Linked DNA regions of Homo sapiens: all the other regions are linked to region 3. The links are chromatin contacts, found by Hi-C or POLR2A ChIA-PET in ENCODE. All regions are on one chromosome and are shown on one strand. The core of a region is the stretch at or near the end of the contact, and the rest is flanking DNA. Distances in the headings are between cores, read along the strand shown.

The links. Hi-C counts contacts between places; a loop is a spot of excess contacts on that map. ChIA-PET counts read pairs that join two places held with the same protein, here RNA polymerase II (POLR2A). Pooled maps may share reads with other maps.
Region 1: a loop to region 3 is called in a pooled map, with 4 times the contacts of the local background. The contact joins the promoter of ZSCAN23 here to the promoter of H2AC16 in region 3. A Hi-C loop is called at or near these places in 2 of 50 pooled maps. POLR2A ChIA-PET finds 5 or more read pairs at or near these places in 2 of 52 experiments (GM10248 and activated CD4-positive, alpha-beta T cell).
Region 2: a loop to region 3 is called in a pooled map, with 2.8 times the contacts of the local background. The contact joins the promoter of ZSCAN12 here to the promoter of H2AC16 in region 3. A Hi-C loop is called at or near these places in 4 of 50 pooled maps. POLR2A ChIA-PET finds 5 or more read pairs at or near these places in 3 of 52 experiments (CD4-positive, alpha-beta T cell, HepG2 and PC-9).

The regions. Positions count from the first base shown.
Region 1 is chr6:28,442,118-28,445,330 of GRCh38, reverse strand. It overlaps ZSCAN23 (zinc finger and SCAN domain containing 23), which reads left to right and starts at 1,840. Exons shown (of 4, transcript NM_001012455.2): 1 at 1,840-1,932. RefSeq lists enhancers at 1,658-1,737, 1,908-1,957, 1,531-2,041.
Region 2 is chr6:28,398,059-28,401,266 of GRCh38, reverse strand. ZSCAN12 (zinc finger and SCAN domain containing 12) reads left to right here and starts at 1,520. Exons shown (of 4, transcript NM_001163391.2): 1 at 1,520-1,610; 2 at 2,794-3,208. The coding sequence starts at 2,862. It overlaps LOC105374998 (a long non-coding RNA gene), which reads right to left and starts at 1,448. Exons shown (of 2, transcript XR_926659.2): 1 at 1,360-1,448. RefSeq lists an enhancer at 1,137-1,386 and a silencer at 2,398-2,467.
Region 3 is chr6:27,863,952-27,867,211 of GRCh38, reverse strand. It overlaps H2AC16 (H2A clustered histone 16), which reads right to left and starts at 1,895. Exons shown (of 1, transcript NM_003511.3): 1 at 1,414-1,895. The coding sequence starts at 1,857. The coding sequence ends at 1,465. H1-5 (H1.5 linker histone, cluster member) reads left to right here. Exons shown (of 1, transcript NM_005322.3): 1 at 1-420. The coding sequence ends at 363. It also overlaps the pseudogene H2BC16P. RefSeq lists enhancers at 1,375-1,424, 1,715-1,804, 1,356-1,877, 2,075-2,144, 2,205-2,274 and 1 more.

The DNA.
Region 1 (3,213 bases), core at 591-3,090, 580 kb before region 3:
ATATATAATATATAATATATGATATATAGGATAATATATAATACGTATTATATATAATATATTATATATATAACATATTCATATATTCTAGCTCTTGTACACTGAAGGAGCCTAGAGGCAATAATATGTCCTAGTAGTGAGAGGTGAAGCTGGCTGGGCTTCCGGTTAGGGTGGGGACATGGAGAACTTTTCTGTCTAGCTAAAGGATTGTAAACACACCAATCAGCACTGTGTCTAGCTGAAGATTTGTAAATGCACCAATCAGCACTCTGTGTCTAGCTGAAGATTTGTAAATGCACCAATCAGCACTCTGTAAAAATGCACCAATCAGCACTCTGTGTCTAGCTAAAGGTTTGTAAACACACCAAGCGGCACTCTGTAAAGATGGACCAATCAGCACTCTGTAAAATGGGCCAATCAGCAGGATGTGGGCGGGGCTGAATAAGGGAATAAAAGCTGGCTACCACCCCCGCCCCAGTCAGCAGTGACAACCTGCTAGCATTGATTTTTGTGCTGTGGGATCTTTGTTCTTTCCCTTTTCACAATAAAACCTTACCACTTTTCAGTTTTTGGGTCTGCACTACTTTTAAGCATTGTAATGCTCACTACGATGGTCTGCAGCTTCAGTCCTTAAGTCAGCGAGACCACGAACCCACCAGAAGGAAGAAGCAACTGCAGGCACGCCACCCTTAGGAGTTGTAACACTCACTGCAAAGGTTTACGACCTCACTCCTGAAGTCAAGTGAGACCACGAACCCACCGGAAGGAAGAAACTCTGGACGCATCTGAACAGCAGAAGGAACAAAGTCCAGACACACCATCTTTAAGAACTGTAATGCTCACCGTGAGTATCCGCGGCTTCATTCTTGAAGTCAGAGCAGGAACCCACTGGAAGGAGCCAATTCTGGACACAGTAGACTGGCAGGAACCAATGCCAGACACAGTAGCAATGAGGTTATTCATTGCCCGAAATCCAGATCTTGGTTTCTATATACCATTTTTCACTGATGTACTGTAGCTTCATGAAGCAATGGTGATTCTAGGTTTAGGGTAGGAATAGTATAAAATGGGACTGAAATATCTTTTGTGAGAAAGTGAAGTGCACAAAAACTGTTGGGAACTTATCAAAGGACATAGAAACCTGTTTGTGGCCGGGTGCGGTGGCTCACTTCTGTAATCCCAGCCCTTTCGGAGGCCGAGGGAGCGGATCACTTGAGGGACAGGAGTTCAAGACCAGCCTCACTAAGGCATAGTGGTGTGTTCTTGTAATCCCAGATACTCAGGAGGCCGAGACAGGAGGATCACTTGAACCCGGAATGCGGAGGTTGCAGTGAGCTGAGATCGCATCCACTGCACTCCAGCCTGGAGACTTTGTCAAAAAAAGAAAAGAGAGGGAGCAGTGTGAAAGGGCTCCAACTGACCAAATTTTAAATAATTTGAGCATCAACATAATAATAACAGTAATTATTTGTAAAGGAATCCATGAGTTCATCGTGATAAAATGAGACGGCAGGGAAAAGAAAGGGTATTCTTTGCAGGAAATGGCAACTAATAAATGTAGAAATGTGCTTCAGTTTCCTCACCTGTTAAATGGAGATAATTGTACCTAACTCACAGGGTTGTTATGCGGGGTAATGAATTAATACGTGTTAAAACACTATGTTGGCCGTTATTATATTGCCGCGTGGAAGACAATGTGTCACCTAGTATCTCACTTAAGACTACAGACGGGATTCAGAGTGACGACCACAGAGGTGTGGAAACCTCCGGCCTTCCTAGAAGGAACACAGCCGGAACCGCTGTTTCGCGGAGAGCGGGCCGCGGTGACGCATTTCCGGCCTTTGTAGTTTATCATTCTTTGGGCTGCGGTTGTCAAGGATTCAGAGCAGATGTGATCTGCGCTAGGTGGCATCTCCTCTCACGGATGCCTCGGTGAGCTTCGGAGTCGGGCTACCGCTGAGGGGCTTCGGAAGGGCCAGTCTGTGCACTGCGACCTGGACTGGGTGTGGGGATTTGGCGGCAGGGTCTTCTTGGCCAGAGATGGGCCGGGCAGGTGAAGGGCAGAGGAGGTTGCTCCGCAGCCTGGAAGGGCTTTGTTAACCAAAAGTCAGCGTCGTTGCCCCTACCCCTTTCCCCCACCCTATGTCTGTTCCTGAGCTCTTCAACCTCTCTGCCCTGTACTGATGGCACTCTGAACTCTCCGTATCTGCATCTTAGGATTCAAATAGATTCGGATATGAAGAAATGTTTGTATTTTCCGATGTCTTATTCTCTACTGTGGACTTATTTTAAAGAATGAGCAGGGATAGTTTTAAACTATGCCACAGCCTTTCTTAGTCTAACTCACATAGTATAAAGGCTCTTGCTGCTATCGAATTTTTTAAAAGAATAAATAGCATCTACTATGTGCCAGCCCAGCACTGTTCTAAGCACTTTACAAATATTATCTGCTTCTCATAACTCTATGAGATAGACACTATTATTATGTAGACTACACCCCACCTCTCTGTCCCGCCCCTTTTTAAAATTAACATACAAGAAGAAAATGAAGTTAGTAACTTGCCCAAGGTCGTAGAGCGAGTAAGGGGTGTAGGCAGGATTCAAATACAGGCAATTTGGCTCCAGACTCCATTTTCTTAAAACCTTTGCTATGCTAACTCCACTCTGTTCCTATATTAGCTTTACAGCTATAACCCGGGAAGTTACTTCGCTCATTTGAATCCCGTCCTTCTTTTGTACCTCAGTAGTCCTGGGCTTCTAGTTAGGATTTGATTGGAGAGAATATATCTGAAGACGTATATCTTTCAGTGTTTCTGCAAACCTGATGAAACAGCCGTTTTATTGGTTTGTGTGCATGTTTTCACCCACTCATCTTGTTCTTTGAGCAATAGAAAAAGATTACAGTCTTGGCCCTAAGGGAAAGTAGCAACTATTAATTAAACTACCATTGTACCAAAATTGTACATTATCTTATTAAAAGATTAATTTGCATGTTTATATGCCAGGTTTTGTGCAAAAACACTTTGTATGCATTATCTCATTTAATATTCTCAACAAGTTGGCAAGGCAGTTGTTGACCTCATTTCATATATGAGCTTGAGGCTTAGAAAAATCAACTAACTTGCCCAAGATCACTGCGTTAAAATTCACAGATGGCCTGGCACTATGGTTCATGCCTGTAATCCCAGCACTTTGGGAGGCCGAGGTGGGCAG
Region 2 (3,208 bases), core at 271-2,770, 530 kb before region 3:
GTTTGAGGGCTGCTAGCATTTCTTATTCTGTCAACTATTTATTTCTTTTGGCCATTTTCTCTATTGGGTTATTGGTTATTCTCAACTTTTAGGAGCTCTTTAGGTATTTGGAAAACTAGCCCTTGCCTGTGATATGTTGCAAGCCTTTTTCTTTCCTTATTTTTTTTTGACAAGCAATACATTTTATTTTCATGTAGCCAGATTTATTATTTTTATGGGTTTTAGATTTTGAGTCATATGGTTAGATAATGTTTCCCTATTCCCACGTGTTAGAATTATTATTCATGTTTTCTTCTAATACATGTATAGGTGGATTTTTTATATTTAGATCTCAGATCCATTTAGAATTTATCTCTATTGTGATGTGTGGTGGGAAATACAAATCCAGTTTTACCTTTGCCAAACGGTTATCATCCCAGCACAACTTCTAAGTTCTTCATTTCCCTGTTGATATGTGGTGTCACCTTCATCATTTACTCAATATCCTTACATACCTGGATCCATTTCTGGTCTATTCTTTCTCTCTGTTAATACACTAAAATTATATGGGTATGTTCCAGTATCTGATAAGGTTGACCCTCACCATTTTTCTTTTTCATGGGTTTCCTGGCTATTCTTATTTCCCCACATGAATTTTATAATCAGTTTATCTAATTCCAGAACAATATTTGTTGATATTTTTGTTGGAATACTACAGTTGCATACGTATTTAGGGAGGACTGACCTCTTTGAGTCTTTCCAAGAACCTCATATCGCTTTCTGTTTGTTTAAATGTATACTTGGCCTTTTAGGAATGTTTTAAAGCTTTCCCCATAGAAGTTTTGTTCATTTCTTGTTAAGTTTATTCCTAGTTTCACTTTTTTGCTGCTCTTGTAAATATGGTCTTCTCTTCCATTATATCTCGTAACTCGTTATCATTGATTATTCACATATATGAAGGTCGTTGATTTTAGTGTGTTAACTTTATATCTTGCTATTTTACTAAATTATCCTTTTTTTATAGTTTTTCCATTGAACCGGGTTTTCTGACATATAATCATACATCAGCACATAAAAGAGAACATCAAAAGAATCGTGGATGGCGAAAGAGCCGGCAGAAACCAGCCGGCTGGCCCTTGAGAAGTCTGTGTGGAAGAAGTCCCTTCGCCACCGCTAAGCGCGGATTTGGGAAGGTCCCCCGGAGAACATCCCTTTGAGGCATCTCTAACCTCAGAGACACAGAATCCCAAAGTGAATGGAGACGCAAGGGATTTCCCTGTCTTAAGATCAGTTCTACAAGCCTCGACCACCCATCGGGTCGGGGGAAGTGTGGACAATGGCTGGGTAAAGAAGAGGAGAAGATAAACCCGTTCCATTTACCAGCGGGCCTGAAAGCCATCAACCTTCCTCTCACGTAGACGCGCGGAAACACTACCGAGTTGAAAGCCCCTTTCGCTCCCTTCCTAGAGCGGCCGCGGAAGTGCGCCCCGCGCGGGCTGGTTCTTAGACCCCCCGTGGCCGCTTCCGGCCTTTGTGGGTCACTTTTGATGGGTTCCGGGTCCCAAAAGGGTTCGAGGCCTCTTGCCTTCGCTCCGTAGGAGGGAGTTCTCTTCTGGCCCTGGGGGCCGCAGGTGAGCGATGTTGTGCTCTGTACGCTGCGAGCAGGTGGGCGGGAGATTGCTGTATTCCAGCTGCTGGGCCCCTCAGGCCCTGGCCGGTGCAGAGTGGACCCCGGTCCTCCCAAACCCAGGCGGATCCGCGGGAAGCTCTCCCTCCCCAAAGTGCGTTGGGACATTAGGATGAGGGTTTGGCTCCCAGTCTCTGCAGCAATTCCAGGCTGTAAGGCCCATACCTTCCGCGTTTGCTTCGGGCTGTGTATCCTTGGGTTCAGCGCTTACCGACATTTCTGGACAGTGGTGGGTCACAGACGCTCGCCGGCGTCCTAGGGACCCTTTCCTGGGCCTTCCTCACTTCAGATTATAATCACAGACCACGAGGTTAGAGGGAAGCCTTAAAGAGTAACCTCTTCAGCCTTCTCACTTTATAAATGAAGAATGAGGAGCAGAAAGATTAAGTCCCTGAAGAAATAAATTTACATGACTGTAGCTTTTGTGATTTCATGGTTTCCACCAGACATCTGGACATTCAAAAGATAAAAGTAACTAATCAAGGATGTCCTAACCTTTTGTTATTATTATTTACTTGATCTAAATGTTAGTTTTATTCCATTTGTCTTTCATTTAGGACCAAATGAGAATAAGTTTACCAACAAGTCTTACTCTTAAGTCCTGAAACAACTTGGCACCTTTCCTCAGTCTTTCTCTTTAAATTAGTCTAATCTTTTTTTTTTTTTTTGAGACGGAGTCTCGCTCTGTCGCCCAGGCTGGAGTGCAGTGGCGCGATCTCGGCTCACTGCAAGCTCCGCCTCCCGGGTTCACGCCATTCCCCTGCCTCAGCCTCCTGAGTAGCTGGGACTACAGGCGCCCGCCGTCACGCCCGGCTAATTTTTTTTTTTTTTTTTTTTTTGTATTTTTAGTAGAGACGGGGTTTCACCATGTTAGCCAGGATGGTCTCGATCTCCTGACCTCGTGATCCGCCCGACTCGGCCTCCCAAAGTGCTGGGATTACAGGCGTGAGCCACTGTGCCCGGCCTAAATCGGTCTAATCTTAAGTCTTTTCTATCAGAGTATTTTTCTGAGTAAGTATTGTACATTAATCCGGAGGTCAGATTTCAAAGGTCATAGTTAAGTTCTCAGAATTTGCAGTTTTACTTTATGGTGGAGTTTGTATTAATAATGATGGCTTATTCTTCAGGACTGTCCAGGAATACAGTTTCCAGGTGAGATCTTACTTGAAACACCGGTAGTTCTAGCACAGCTAAAATGGCATCTACTTGGGCTATCCAGGCCCACATGGACCAGGATGAACCTTTGGAAGTAAAGATAGAGGAAGAGAAATATACCACCAGACAGGATTGGGACCTGCGTAAAAACAACACCCATAGCAGAGAGGTCTTCCGTCAGTACTTCAGACAGTTCTGCTACCAGGAGACATCTGGTCCCCGTGAGGCTTTGAGCCGACTCCGAGAACTTTGCCATCAGTGGCTGAGGCCAGAGACCCACACCAAAGAACAGATTCTGGAGCTGCTGGTGCTGGAGCAGTTCCTGACCATCCTACCTGAGGAGCTCCAGGCCTGGGTGCAGGAGCAGCATCCAGAGAGTGGGGAGGA
Region 3 (3,260 bases), core at 646-3,145:
TCCTTTAAACTCAACAAGAAGGCGGCCTCCGGGGAAGCCAAGCCCAAAGCCAAGAAGGCAGGCGCCGCTAAAGCTAAGAAGCCCGCGGGGGCCACGCCTAAGAAGGCCAAGAAGGCTGCAGGGGCGAAAAAGGCAGTGAAGAAGACTCCGAAGAAGGCGAAGAAGCCCGCGGCGGCTGGCGTCAAAAAGGTGGCGAAGAGCCCTAAGAAGGCCAAGGCCGCTGCCAAACCGAAAAAGGCAACCAAGAGTCCTGCCAAGCCCAAGGCAGTTAAGCCGAAGGCGGCAAAGCCCAAAGCCGCTAAGCCCAAAGCAGCAAAACCTAAAGCTGCAAAGGCCAAGAAGGCGGCTGCCAAAAAGAAGTAGGAAGCTGGCGTGTGAAAACCGCAACAAAGCCCCAAAGGCTCTTTTCAGAGCCACCCAGAGACCTCTAAAAAATGGCTGTGCACAACATGTTAGATCAGGCAGCAAGATTCCTTGCATTCGAAAAATCTCGGGCAGTTCTCCCTCAACCCTAATCGAGTAACGCAAGGCAAGCAAGAGTCCAGGGTGTTGGTTGGACTCCCCACGTAGTTTACCCATGCAGTCTGTTATTAGAGTATGAATTCCAGCCGTTGGTTTTTGTTAAGTTGGTGTCAAGCTTTTTGTCAGACGCCTAGCTACAAAGAAGCTTCTTATATTTTAAAAAGCCCGCTCTATAATCTGATTGGCCAGTTTTTGTTCCATCATCTGTATGTGGTTTTTCCGCGTTTAAGCCATTTAGGCACCAGCTACTTCGGCGTCACTAATGTGTTCGGCATTAATATAATATGCTATCAACGCACAAGACAATATAGTAGCAAGTTTCAAGATGGGGTCTCTATTACATGCCAATTTGATATGACCGTGTCATTCTGTACTGGATTATTTTTTTTTCCTCAAGTCAGGTTCTCGCTGTCACCCAGGCTGGCGTGCAGTGGCGTGGTCTCGGCTCACTACAGCCTCAGCCTCCCCGGCTCAAGGGATCGTCCCACTTCAGCCTCTGTGAAGTGCTAGGACTAAAGGCGTGCACCACCCCGGTCGGCTAATTTTTGTATCCGCTATGATGCCCAGGCAGATCTCGAATTCATGAGCTCCAGCGATCTTCCCGCCTCAGCTTCCAAAAGTGCTGGGATTACAGGCGTGAGCCACTGAGCCTGGCTCTGGATTTTTTTTTATTGGTTCTAGTTCATATAACACGAGATGAATAAACACAGCGAACATTCTTGTAAGCCCTACATTAAATAACTAGTTCACATTCTGACTTAAACATGTCACCTGAATCCTGTAAGGTTTTTCCTAAAAGTCATTCCTAAGCTCTAGATGAAAAATGCTTTATCTTTTCATAACAAACGTTCCAAATGTTTAACCAGTGGCCCAGCTCTCCCGCAGAAATAGTAGGTGGCTCTGAAAAGAGCCGTTGTATTGGAAAGTGATTCTATGGAGACATTATTTGCCTTTGGCCTTGTGGTGACTCTCGGTCTTCTTGGGCAGTAGCACAGCCTGGATGTTGGGCAGGACACCACCCTGAGCGATGGTTACTTTGCCCAGCAGCTTGTTGAGCTCCTCGTCGTTGCGGATGGCCAGCTGCAAGTGGCGCGGGATAATGCGGGTCTTCTTGTTGTCGCGGGCGGCGTTGCCCGCCAGCTCCAGGATCTCGGCAGTCAGGTACTCCAGCACCGCCGCCAGGTACACCGGCGCGCCGGCCCCGACCCGCTCAGCATAGTTGCCCTTGCGGAGCAGTCGGTGCACTCGGCCCACGGGGAACTGGAGACCGGCACGAGAAGAGCGGGTCTTGGCTTTGGCGCGAGCTTTGCCTCCCTGCTTGCCGCGTCCCGACATGACGAAGAAACGATAAATGGAGGAACTGAGAACAGCCGAGAGAAGTTCACCAGAGCTCCACTACTTATAGTCAATACTGGGCGCGAAAATAAAGCTGTGCCATTGGCTCAAATTACAGTTTTATTTCAACCAATGGAATCGCTGTTATGAAACATGCTTCTTTGGATTGGACAAACGTGTATATGACGTCATCTAGAATCGCCACCAGTCCTACACACTATTTTATTAATCACCTCATTTGCATAAGAATTCGTGAACAGGACGTTACAACACACAGCTTTTTCTTCTTCTTCTTTTTTTGTTTTTTTAAGACAGGGTCTCCCTCTCGCCCGGGCTGGAGTGCGGTGGTACGATCTCCGGTCGCTGCAACGTCCGCTCCTGGGTTCAAGTGATTCTCCTGCCTCGGCCTCCTGAGTAGCTGAGATTACAAGCGTCAGCCACCATAGCCCGGCTAATTTTTGTATTTTTTAGTAGAGACAGGGTTTCACCATATTGGTCATCCTGGTCTCAAACCCCTGAGCTCAGGTGAGCCACCTGCCTCAACCTCCCAAAATGCTGGGATTAAAGGCGTGAGCCACAGCGCCCGGCGACTTTTTTTTTTTTTTTTTTTTTTTTTTTCCCTTGAGACAGGGTCTGGCTTTGCCGCCCAGGTTGGAGAGCAGTGGCGCGATCGTGGCTCACCGCAACCTCCGCCTTCCTGGCCGAAGCGATCCTCCTCCCTGAGCCTCCCCAGTAGCTGGGGTTACAGGAGTGCATCACGCGCCCAGCTAATTTTTTACATTTGTTTGAAGAGTCATGGTTTCGCCATGTTGTTCAGGCTGCTCTCGAACTCCTGACCTCAAGTGATCCGCCCGCCTCCGCCTCCCAAAGTACTGGAATTACAGGCGTGCGCCGCCGCGCCCGGCCGCTTTTTCCTATTCCTTGTACCCTTTCTGCAGTTAAACTACAACACGCCTGACCCCACCAAGTCGGCCACAGCCCCGAAAAAGGGTTCCAAGAAGACTATTACTAAGGCAAGAAGCGAAAGCGCAGCCGCAAGGAGAGCTGCTCCGTGTACTTGTACAAGGTGCTGAAGCAGGTCCACCAACACCGGCATCTCGTCCAAAGCAATGGGGATCTTGAACACCTTCGTTATGCCATCTTCGAGCGTATTGCGGGCGAGGCTTCCCGCCTGGCGCGTTACAACAAGCGTTCGACCATCACCTCCAGGGAGATCCAGACGGCTGTTCGCCTGTCACGCATGCTGTGTCCGAGAGCACCAAAGCCGTAACCAAGCACACCAGCTCCAAGTGAGCTCCTTGCTGGTTCGTCCACTTGGAACCCCACTAGGTTCTTCCTGACTCACACTCCACTAGGTTCTTCCTGACCCACACCCTAAGGACTCTTTTCAGAGATATTCACAC